2 separate regions of the Mus musculus genome follow, and region 2 is linked to region 1. The links are chromatin contacts, found by POLR2A ChIA-PET in ENCODE. All regions are on one chromosome and are shown on one strand. Each heading gives the region's core, a stretch centred on a gene start or an enhancer-like site at or near the end of the contact. The rest is flanking DNA. Distances are from core to core; before and after follow the strand shown. Region 1 holds the start of Ehmt2 (euchromatic histone lysine N-methyltransferase 2). Region 2 holds the start of Prrc2a (proline-rich coiled-coil 2A).

Region 1 (4,811 bases), core at 1,395-3,894:
ACGCTGCGGCAAGCAGTTCAACCACAGCAGCAACCTCAACCGCCACATGAACGTCCACCGTGGTGTCAAGTCCCATTCATGTGGCATCTGCGGCAAGTGCTTTACTCAGAAGTCCACACTGCACGATCACCTCAACCTGCACTCAGGAGCCCGGCCCTACCGGTGCTCCTACTGTGACGTGCGCTTTGCCCACAAGCCCGCCATTAGGCGGCACCTCAAGGAGCAGCATGGCAAAACCACAGCTGAGAACGTGCTGGAAGCTGGTGTGGCTGAGATCAATGTCCTCATCCGCTGAAAGGCCAAGAGGCTGGGGGCGGTCCTGGGCCCGGCAGAATTGGGGAGGGGCGGGGTTTGAGGGCAGGCAAACATTTTGAGGGAGGAAGACTGGAGAGAGAGAGAGACCATGCCTCAAAGAGCAGAAGAAAAAGATGGAGCCGGAGACAGGGTTGATAAGGCTGAGGGAATGTGGGATCCCAAAGAAAGATTTCTTTTTTGAAGAGGTGCATAAACGATGTGGAGGAAGAGAGGGAAAAAAAAAAAAAGGCAAAGTTGAAAGTTTTGGAGAACAGCTCTTTCCTGGCTAAAGCTGGCTGGGGGGGGGGGGGATTCTAGCGTTTCTTGAGATGGGGTGGGGGTGGGAATTGTAGGGGGATTGCCAGGAAGCAGCTTACTTGCCCCTGGTTAGAATAGATGACAGGGAGAAGGGAGCGGAGGGCGACACATGTATGAAGTACCAGAAGGAAGGGAGGAGATTTTTGCATGCTGGGGAAGTGGGAAAGTAGATACAAGGCTCACCGGAAATGAAATGATATGTGCCAGGTAAGAGAACACGGTGGGCAACCTGGGTAGGTAATGAGACATTAGGCTACAGTAGCGAGAACAGTGAGTAGCGGAGGGGTGGGGGGGCAGGGCACTTAGAAAAAAAGGACACAAGGAGGGCTGTTGGGGGGAGGGAGAGGAGTAGAGACATACAGTATTTTTAAAGAAAACTATTTTTTAGGATTTTTTCTGGAGTTTGGGGTTTTAGTTTTTGTTTTCCATAAAAATAAACAAAAAAAACAAACAAAAACATTTTTTCTTTATATTCTGGCAATTGCATGTGTGTGACTACCCACCATAGATTCTCCCAGCGCTAACAATTGTAGTCCCATGCCAAAAGGAGCCTCAAGCAGAGACTCGGAACACGCCCTAAACACTTAGGCAGAAACCTTATCACACAGTGATTGGCAACCCTGGTGCTGGCATAAACCATGCGGGGTTTGGTGGCAGTGCAAGCCATGGGCCACAGGTGACCAGTGAACCCACAGAGATGGCAAAAGGGCATCTGTTGCATATTTTTGCTCAAGTTTTAAGGAAAGTTGAAATACCAGCTAAACTTATAGTTGATTACCTAGAAGACTACAATTCCCAGAAAGCTCTGAAAAGTTTTTAATCCAAAGAGGACTACAGTTCCCATAAGATGCCGAATTGGCCTTGGGCCCAGTAACATAAGTACCTGTCTGTCCAATATTGTGTGAGCAACCATACAGGCATTTTCAAGCTTTGGCTAGGACTTAATGCCTGGAGGGGGATGGTGCCCTCGATAGTGTTCAGGGTTGTATACTTGCTGTGTCTACCATCATACTTAAGCTGTCTGCTGGACCATGACCCCCCCCCTCCATGGAGAAGTATTTGGGCAGAAATAGTTACTGTCAATAGATTGAGGTCTCCGCTGCATTCAGTTGACATATCTAGTGCAACCGAAGACACTTCCCCCAGATTTCCAAAAGCACACTGACCCAGAAGTAAAGGTGTCTTCCGTGAGTCTCTGTCGCCCCTTCTTGTGCACTAAAGTTCAAAACTGATATAGTCCCAGCCTTCTATCTGGCGGCTCAGAACGGGAAAGGCACACGCGGCAGCTGCAAAGGCTCAGGCTACACGTGTTCCCAAAACCGGGCGGGGACAGGGAAGCCACAGCCCAGTCGAGCCTCACCCTTGCTCCCGGCGGAGCCCAGGCTAGGAGCGAACGCCCTCTCCCCTACAGGCCCCAGTTCTGGACCTCCAGGGCCATTCTGGGGGGCAAAAATGGCCAAGAGGCCCGCAGCGGCTCCTTTAAGGCGTCTTCTCGCCCTCCCTCCTTGTCCACGTGACCCGGGGCGGCCGCGCGCCGGCTCGGCCCCCCGCGCAAGCGGCGATGGCGGCGGCGGCGGGAGCTGCTGCGGCGGCGGCCGCCGAGGTGCGGAAGGGGAGGGGGAGAGGCGGGTGCATGCCCGCGCGCGCGCCCGGGGGAAGCGCGCGCTCGTGCAATGCTCCGGGGGTGCAACGGGGCCGGGGGGCCCGAGCCGAACTTACAGCAAACCAGGGGGCCAACACCGGGGGCGGATGAGGGGACCAGGGGGTGGGAGGTGGGGGGAGTGGGCGCCGAGTCGCACGTGCCGCCGCCCGCTGCCCCTGCGTGGGCGGTGGGCACCGCGACCCCGGGAGCCCGCGCGAGGGGCGCGAGGGGCCGTCCGCCGGGCTGGGGCGCAGCGGGCGTTGCAGGGGTTGGTGGCCGGGGTCCCCGCGGCCTGGGGGACAAAGGGGGAGCGGCGCGTGCAGCCGGGAGGAGGGGGCGGGGCCGGGGCGCGGAGGCCCCGCCCCCTCCCCCTCCTCTGCTCCCGGCCCCAGAGATGCGGGGTCTGCCGAGAGGGAGGGGGCTGATGCGGGCCCGGGGGCGGGGGCGTGCGGCCCCCACGGGCGGCCGCGGCCGCGGTCGGGGGGGCGCCCACCGAGGGCGAGGTAGGCCCCGAAGCCTGCTCTCGCTGCCCAGGGCCCAGGCGTCTTGGGCCCCCCAGCTGCCTGCCGGGCTGACCGGCCCCCCGGTTCCTTGTCTCCCCTCCCAGGGGGAGGCCCCCGCTGAGATGGGGGCGCTGCTGCTGGAGAAGGAGCCCCGAGGAGCCGCCGAGAGAGGTGAGTGCAGCAGGAGCAGGCCCGACCGGACCTCCACCCTCCCCACCCCCAACACGGGATCCCGGGAGCTTTCAGCCCTGAACTTTTTCTTTTCCCCTCCCGACAGTTCATAGCTCTTTGGGGGACACCCCTCAGAGTGAGGAGACCCTTCCCAAGGCCAACCCCGACTCCTTGGAGCCTGCCGGCCCCTCCTCTCCGGCCTCTGTCACTGTCACCGTCGGCGATGAGGGGGCTGACACCCCTGTCGGGGCCGCATCACTCATCGGGGACGAACCCGAGAGCCTGGAGGGAGATGGGGGTCGCATCGTGCTGGGTGAGAGACTGGGGAGTGAGGGAGACGGGGCGCAGAGGGGCTTTCTGCATGCCTGCTCACCCTGCACCCCCTTTCTGCCTGCCTCTTTTCTAGGCCATGCCACAAAGTCGTTCCCCTCTTCCCCCAGCAAGGGGGGTGCCTGTCCCAGTCGGGCCAAAATGTCAATGACAGGGGCAGGAAAGTCGCCCCCCTCGGTCCAGAGTTTGGCCATGAGGCTGTTGAGCATGCCCGGGGCCCAGGGAGCTGCAACTGCTGGGCCTGAACCCTCTCCGGCAACAACTGCCGCCCAGGAGGGGCAGCCCAAAGTGCACCGAGCCCGGAAAACCATGTCCAAACCTAGCAACGGACAGGTGAGAGTGTGGAAGTTGGGGTGGAGAGACTTGGGGAGTCTCTGGGTCGGATTTTTTGTTTTGTTTTGTTTTTGTTGGTGGTTTGTTCTTTTGGGTTTTTTTTTTTTTTTTTTTCCTTCTTCCGGGATTTAGCCTTAGACCTCTTGTATTCAGATTTTTTTTTTCGAATTTACCAATAGGCTACCAAGTGTCAGCTGTTGGGCTGGGCCTCTGTGAGCAGAGTAATTGTCGGCTTCCTGGAGTTTGTGTTCTTTGGGGAGGGGTGGTCAGCAGAGGAGACTGACAGATGTAGAATTAATTATATAGTTATTGTCCTAATTACACAAATGACTGGGCAGGATCAGCCTTCCCAAGTTTGTGTTTTTTTTGTTTTGTTTTTTGCCTCTGAACAAATGCTTAGGGAGGTTGGTTTGTTCGTTTGTTTGTTTGTTTGTTTGTTTGTTTTTCAAATCCCTACTTTGAGACCAGTCTCAAACCAGATAAAGTTTTTACTGGGAACTCTTCCCTGGGAAGGCCACATAATGACAGAATGTGGGCGGAGGCGTGTGTGTGTGTGTGTGTGTGTGTGTGTGTGACAAGAACCTGGAAATCAAAATTATGTCAAGGTTTTAAGGGCTCTTGATTCAGCTTAAGTATGGCTTGTGTAGCCTTCCTCTGGGTCTTGTTTCGTTTATTTTGTTGTTTGTTTTGAGCTTTATTTTGTTTTGAGAGAGTAGTTTTTGTTTTTTGTTGTTTTGTGTGTGTGTGTGTGTGTAACAGGGTCTCACTGTGTAGCCCTGGCTGGCTGGCTGTGTAGACCAGGCTGGCCTTTAACTCACAGAGATCTACCTTTTTCTGTCTCCTACATCCTGGGGCTGAAGGTGTACACACATGCCTTTTATTTATAATCTTTTTTTTAAAAAAGATTTATTTATTTATTTTATGTATATGAATATACTGTAACTGTCTTCAGACACACCAGAAGAGGGAATCAGATCCCATTACAGATGGTTGTGAGCCACACCATGTGGTTGCTGGGATTTGAACTCAAGACCTCTGGAAGAGCAGTCAGTGCTCTTAACTGCTGAGCCATATCTCTGGCCCTTGTTTTATTTCCTCTTTTTGAGATGGTCTCATGTAGACTGAACTTGCTATGATCCACCCCACCCAGCTTCTACATTTAATTTTTTTCTTTCTTTTTTTTTTTCTTTACTCTTTCTTTTTTTAAAAACTTTTAAGCT
Region 2 (4,811 bases), core at 1,653-4,152, 270 kb after region 1:
CAAAGCTGGGGCTGACCCAAGCCTAGCTACTATCTACAAACACTAGGACAAAGCAACTGGTACACAGGCCTCGCCTGTTTCTTCCTGTTTTCTCTCCATCAAAGTTTAAGGTTTCAATTCTTAGTCATCTAACAAACTAGGTGCAGAAGGTGCTTCTCTCAGTCTCATGCCTTAACACACTCCCCAGCTCAAAGCTACGAGCCTCAGGAAGTCCCACAGCTATCTACCTCTTGGGGTCGGACTGCTCCTGTTTGCTTGCCCATCCTGTTCCGTCTTTCGGCACTAGTGAGACATTGGGGTCATTGCCTTTGTTCTCGGCTTTCAGGCTTGGAAGGTTGGCTGGGGGTGGCATGCGCCGGGCAATGGCAACTTTTCCGAGACTCTGCAGGCCATGTCGAGGGGCAACTGAAGAAACGGTGGAGAGAAAAAGGATCAAAAAGACCTCACACGGGAGACCTAACAGCGTCCCGTCAACAAATCCCGTTTAGACAACCCTACCATCTTTTCACTATAGGCTTCTCTCAGAAACCATTCCATTACTCAATAATCTCTTAAGCTCTCCTGGGAAAGGTGAGATACAGCATAATCATCTGTGGGATGGTTGATCCTGAGCCTGCGGGGGGCAAGCTGGTCCAAGACCTTTTCAAATCCACCACATTACTTTGCCTCCGATTCTTACGTGTCCAAGGACAGGGAACCAAAAACACGCCTTTGTAGGAGGATAAGCTGTGTTTCACCCAAAGCCCAGCACCCCCTTCAGCACTGAAGATGAAACTGAGAGGTCTCCAGTATTCATCTGGTCTGTTAGTTGCCTTTGTTGGAGAGCTCTAAAGCCTATATCCCACACATGCTCAGCCTGCAAATATCAGGAACGTCTTTACAGGACAGGACCCTCACCAGCGGGTTTCTGGATCTCTAAGGACTTGCCCTTATACGTATCAAACAGGTTGAGCGAGGAATACTTCTTTCCATCCTTCCCCTTGGCAGTCGGCCCCGAGCGATCGGACATTGCGCTGGAAGCTCATTGAGTACGTTGGGTCCTGCAGGCACCTCCCCCAAAACGAGCCGGTGCCTGTGGGCCAGACAGTAGGCAGTTCAGGTTCTGCCCCTTTCAGACAAAAGCTTAGAAGCTCTCTGCATTCTCTTTAGGGCCCAAATACTTGGTTCTCTGGCTTGTGTAAAACACTACAGTCTCTTAAGCAACCACCATCCACTTGGCTTCCACAGCCCCCTTCCCCCTGACATATCCCAACAAAGAAAACCAAGTAGCAACCTAGTATCTTACCCATCTATCCTTTGTGCCATTTAGAAATGGCAACTAATCTTACACTCCTCCAAAATAATTTCAGAGACATACGATTAAATTGAACAACCAAGTCAAAGCCCCAGAGAAAACCAGAATGAGGTACACAACTCTATCGAGCAAGTACAAGAACTTCAGATTGTCAACCTATTAGACACCAGCTCCCTAATCACGCCCCAGGGCCCTGTGTCCCAGGTTTCATTCCCAGCAGCCTTAAGTCCCATCTGGGAGGTTTGAAGGAAGGTATGCTGGGAGCTTAAGGATTTTTATGAGCTTGCTCTCAGACCAGGAGCTGGTGCCAGACTAAGCCTTACTAAACAACAGGGGCTCCACAGAACCCCTGGATGCAAAATATTCCATCTATTCCTTACATAGCCCCCACACAGGCTCTTGGAAACAATTCTGCTGGCAGAAAAAAACAAAAAAACAAAAAACTAGTGGACCCCATGTAAAACTGAGGAAAACCACAGCATGACGGAGCTACCTCGACAACACCCTGTAACCATGGGCCAGGCAGCAGAGGCCAAACCCAGAACCAACTACCATTTTTATCCTCATCCAGTCTCTTCATAAGCAGTCATTTGTTCCCCTAACAGCCCTTACTCCTCAGGCAGGAAAAACTCTACATCTGAATCCATCCTCGAGTGACCGGGCATTCATTTGTGGGTGGGAACAGTGTGAAAAAGAGATGGAAGATAGCAAGAAAGCATGCAGGCCTAGGATGAAAGCCAAAATCGGGGAGAGAACTAACTTTACCACAAGCCAGAGAAAAGAAGACAGGGGTTGCTCTCTAGGCACTTAAGGAAGGCAATCTGAAATCTACCATGAAAGGGGGAGAAAGCAGAAAAACCGTAGAGCAGACAGATTTCAACTGCTAAAGAGAGAATCAAGCAGAAAGCAGGGAGGGAAGCAGGAACGGCTGAGGAAGGCTGACAAGGGGCAGTGTCAGGGGAGCTCAGAAGAAAAGAGGGAAGAGGAGGAGATAGGGCCATGGGGGGAAAAGGGAACGCAGAGGCTTGGGGGACGCAGAAAGGCGAAGATGCTGGCCGAAAGCGGGGCTCCAGAACCAGAGTGACTCGACGCAAAGACCAAGAAAGACCGGGAGCCATAGCGCCGGGTGGCAGCAAGGGCTCCAGAAACACCAAGAGCCCCTCAAAGGGTAGGTCTACAGGCGGCGGAGGGGCCCCGGGCCGGCCGAGGGGCCGAGGGCGCGACGCGAGCAGGAACCGCGGCCTGGAGCGCGGTCGTGCCCTGAGGAGCAGGCTGCTGGGCCGCGGCCGCCCCCAGCCCTCCACAGCGGCCTGGGAGCGGCCGGCGCAGGCCGAGGGGGAGGGGCAGGCCGGCGGCAGGAGGACAAGATGGCGGCGGCTGATGGCAGCTTCTCCCCCGGCCCGCCGCCGCCGCTGCCGCCGCCCCGCGCCGGAAAGGGCGTCAGCGCCCAGCTCGCCCAGACTCACCTAGCCGGGTGCGTGGGGGTCCGGGACCCGGGCTCAAAGGCTTCCCGGGGCGGATGGCGGCGGGGCGGGGGCGGATGGCGGCGGATGGCGCCGCGCTCGGCTCCTCCCGTCTCCCTCGCTCACTCCGCGGCTGGGCTCCGACTAACGGCCCATCCGGGCAACCGCCGCCCCCGGGAACACCCCCCACCTCCCGCCTCCCTCCGCGGCTGGGCACGCCCCCTTATTTGCATAGGGGGCGGAGCCCTTACTCTCCGACCCCTCCGCTCTTCAGGGCTGTCCCTACTTTAAAAAAATAAAGGCAGTGTGTGGAGGATATTTGCATAAAGGGGAGGGACTTACAGACGCTAGGACGCCGGTTGGCTAGGGAGACGTCTTGGCGTCGGCAGTTGAGACGCGTAGACCGGGCGGAATGCGAGGCCGTTGGGGCGCAGAATTTACACGACGGATGGTGGGAGAAAAAGGATGCGCATGCGTAGTTGGTCCGCGGACGGCTGGGAGCCGAGAGACACGCAGGGAAGGGATGCTAGGCCCCGGTCACTCTCAGCGGAGAAGACGGAAAGAACTGCGACGAATGGAAGGGATTAGTTAGTCGAGGGCGGAGTTACATAGACCCTGGAAGAATTTCAGGTCTGGTGTCCATTCGTGAGAGGTAAACGCGTCAGGGAGGCGGGGCTTTCCAGTTATCAAATCACGTCATGCAAATGAAGTGGATAGGCAAGCCAATCAAAGGGTCCAGAGGAGTGTATCATTGACTTTCTTCGAGTAGGCGTTCTTCGAATGGTTCTGGGTATTTGCATAATATATGCAAACAATTTGAACAAAGGCAAGGAATGACCTACTCTTCCAAATTTTAGCAGCGACTAACTACGGCGGATATTTGACATTTAATTTTTATGCTCAATAGTTTTAAAAACTGTTTTTATAATTAATGTTCCTTCAACAATGAGTTTCAGCTTTAAAGGTCGTACTACTTCCCCTCTTTGTTTCTTAGTACTTGACTGTAGAAATCTTTGCCTCTCACCACACTTACACTTACTCAACATTTTCCTGTGAATTTTTATGTATATTGGTGGGTGCTCACTGGCCTTTACAAACCAGAGGTTGACGTCCAGAGGGCTCGCGCAAACACTTTATTTTTTGAGACATTCTTTTCATCTTTCAGTGAATCTTGATACTTGGATGGCTGAGCTCAGATTCCATATGGACTGGCCAAAGAGCTTGAGATCTTTCTATCTCTGCATCCCGGTGCTGAAGTTACAGACAGGAGTGATCTGCCCAGCCTGGACATGAGTACAGGAGGTCCAAACTTAGGTCCTCATGCTTGTTAGCAAGCATTTCATCCGCTGAGCCATTTTCCTAACTCTAGAAACATTTATTTGTTTTTATTTTATTTGTATGCATATCTACATATATGCATATGTACCAAGTGGGTTCCTGGTGCCACCTGGGTTCTTGGTTCCTGTACCAAGAGGAGTTCAGATCTCTTTGAACTGGAATTACTGGTGATTGTGAGTTCCCAGATGTAGGTGTTGGGGATCGAATCCAGGTCCTCTGAAAGAACAGCAAGTGCTGAGCCATCTCTCCAGTGGTCATCAGTAACAGTTTGAAGTACCAGAGACATGCATGGGATATTGTAGAGGCAGAGGAATAACCTGACTGTCCTGGTGGGAGCAGGTTAAAAGATATATGGGGAGAGAGAGTAGGGGGGGAGGGAGAAAGAAGCACTTGGCGTCCGCCGTAGTTCCAGTGCTGTAGAGGCGAGAGACGGATGGATCCCCTAGGACTCACTGGCCTGCCGCCACACTCTCATAGGTAGGTCAAGGCCATGAGAGAAGAGAGAACTCATCTCAAAACCACACACACAAAACCAAGGTGGGCATGATCTGGGAAATGGCAGCCAAGGTTGCTCTCTGGCCTCCATATGTACCACCCCCCCACACACACACACAGAGCAATATTAGTCCATTTTGAGACACATTGAAACTGAAATGCTGATGGGTGTCAAGGTCTGAAGGATGCTAGGCACACCTGGAAGCTGCAATTCCAGTTGC

Evidence for each region. ChIA-PET counts read pairs that join two places held with the same protein, here RNA polymerase II (POLR2A).
Region 2: POLR2A ChIA-PET joins it to region 1 with 10 read pairs in embryonic stem cell. The contact joins the promoter of Prrc2a here to the promoter of Ehmt2 in region 1. POLR2A ChIA-PET finds 5 or more read pairs at or near these places in 2 of 5 experiments (Patski and embryonic stem cell).

Annotation. Positions count from the first base shown.
Region 1 is chr17:34,896,326-34,901,136 of GRCm38, forward strand. Ehmt2 (euchromatic histone lysine N-methyltransferase 2) reads left to right here and starts at 2,645. Exons shown (of 27, transcript NM_145830.3): 1 at 2,645-2,928; 2 at 3,035-3,241; 3 at 3,335-3,591. The coding sequence starts at 2,649. It overlaps Zbtb12 (zinc finger and BTB domain containing 12), which reads left to right. Exons shown (of 2, transcript NM_198886.3): 2 at 1-519. The coding sequence ends at 295.
Region 2 is chr17:35,161,975-35,166,785 of GRCm38, forward strand. Prrc2a (proline-rich coiled-coil 2A) reads right to left here and starts at 2,903. Exons shown (of 31, transcript NM_020027.3): 1 at 2,761-2,903; 2 at 898-1,072; 3 at 228-405. The coding sequence starts at 1,009. Gm23442 (a small nucleolar RNA gene) reads right to left here and starts at 722; the gene lies at 589-722.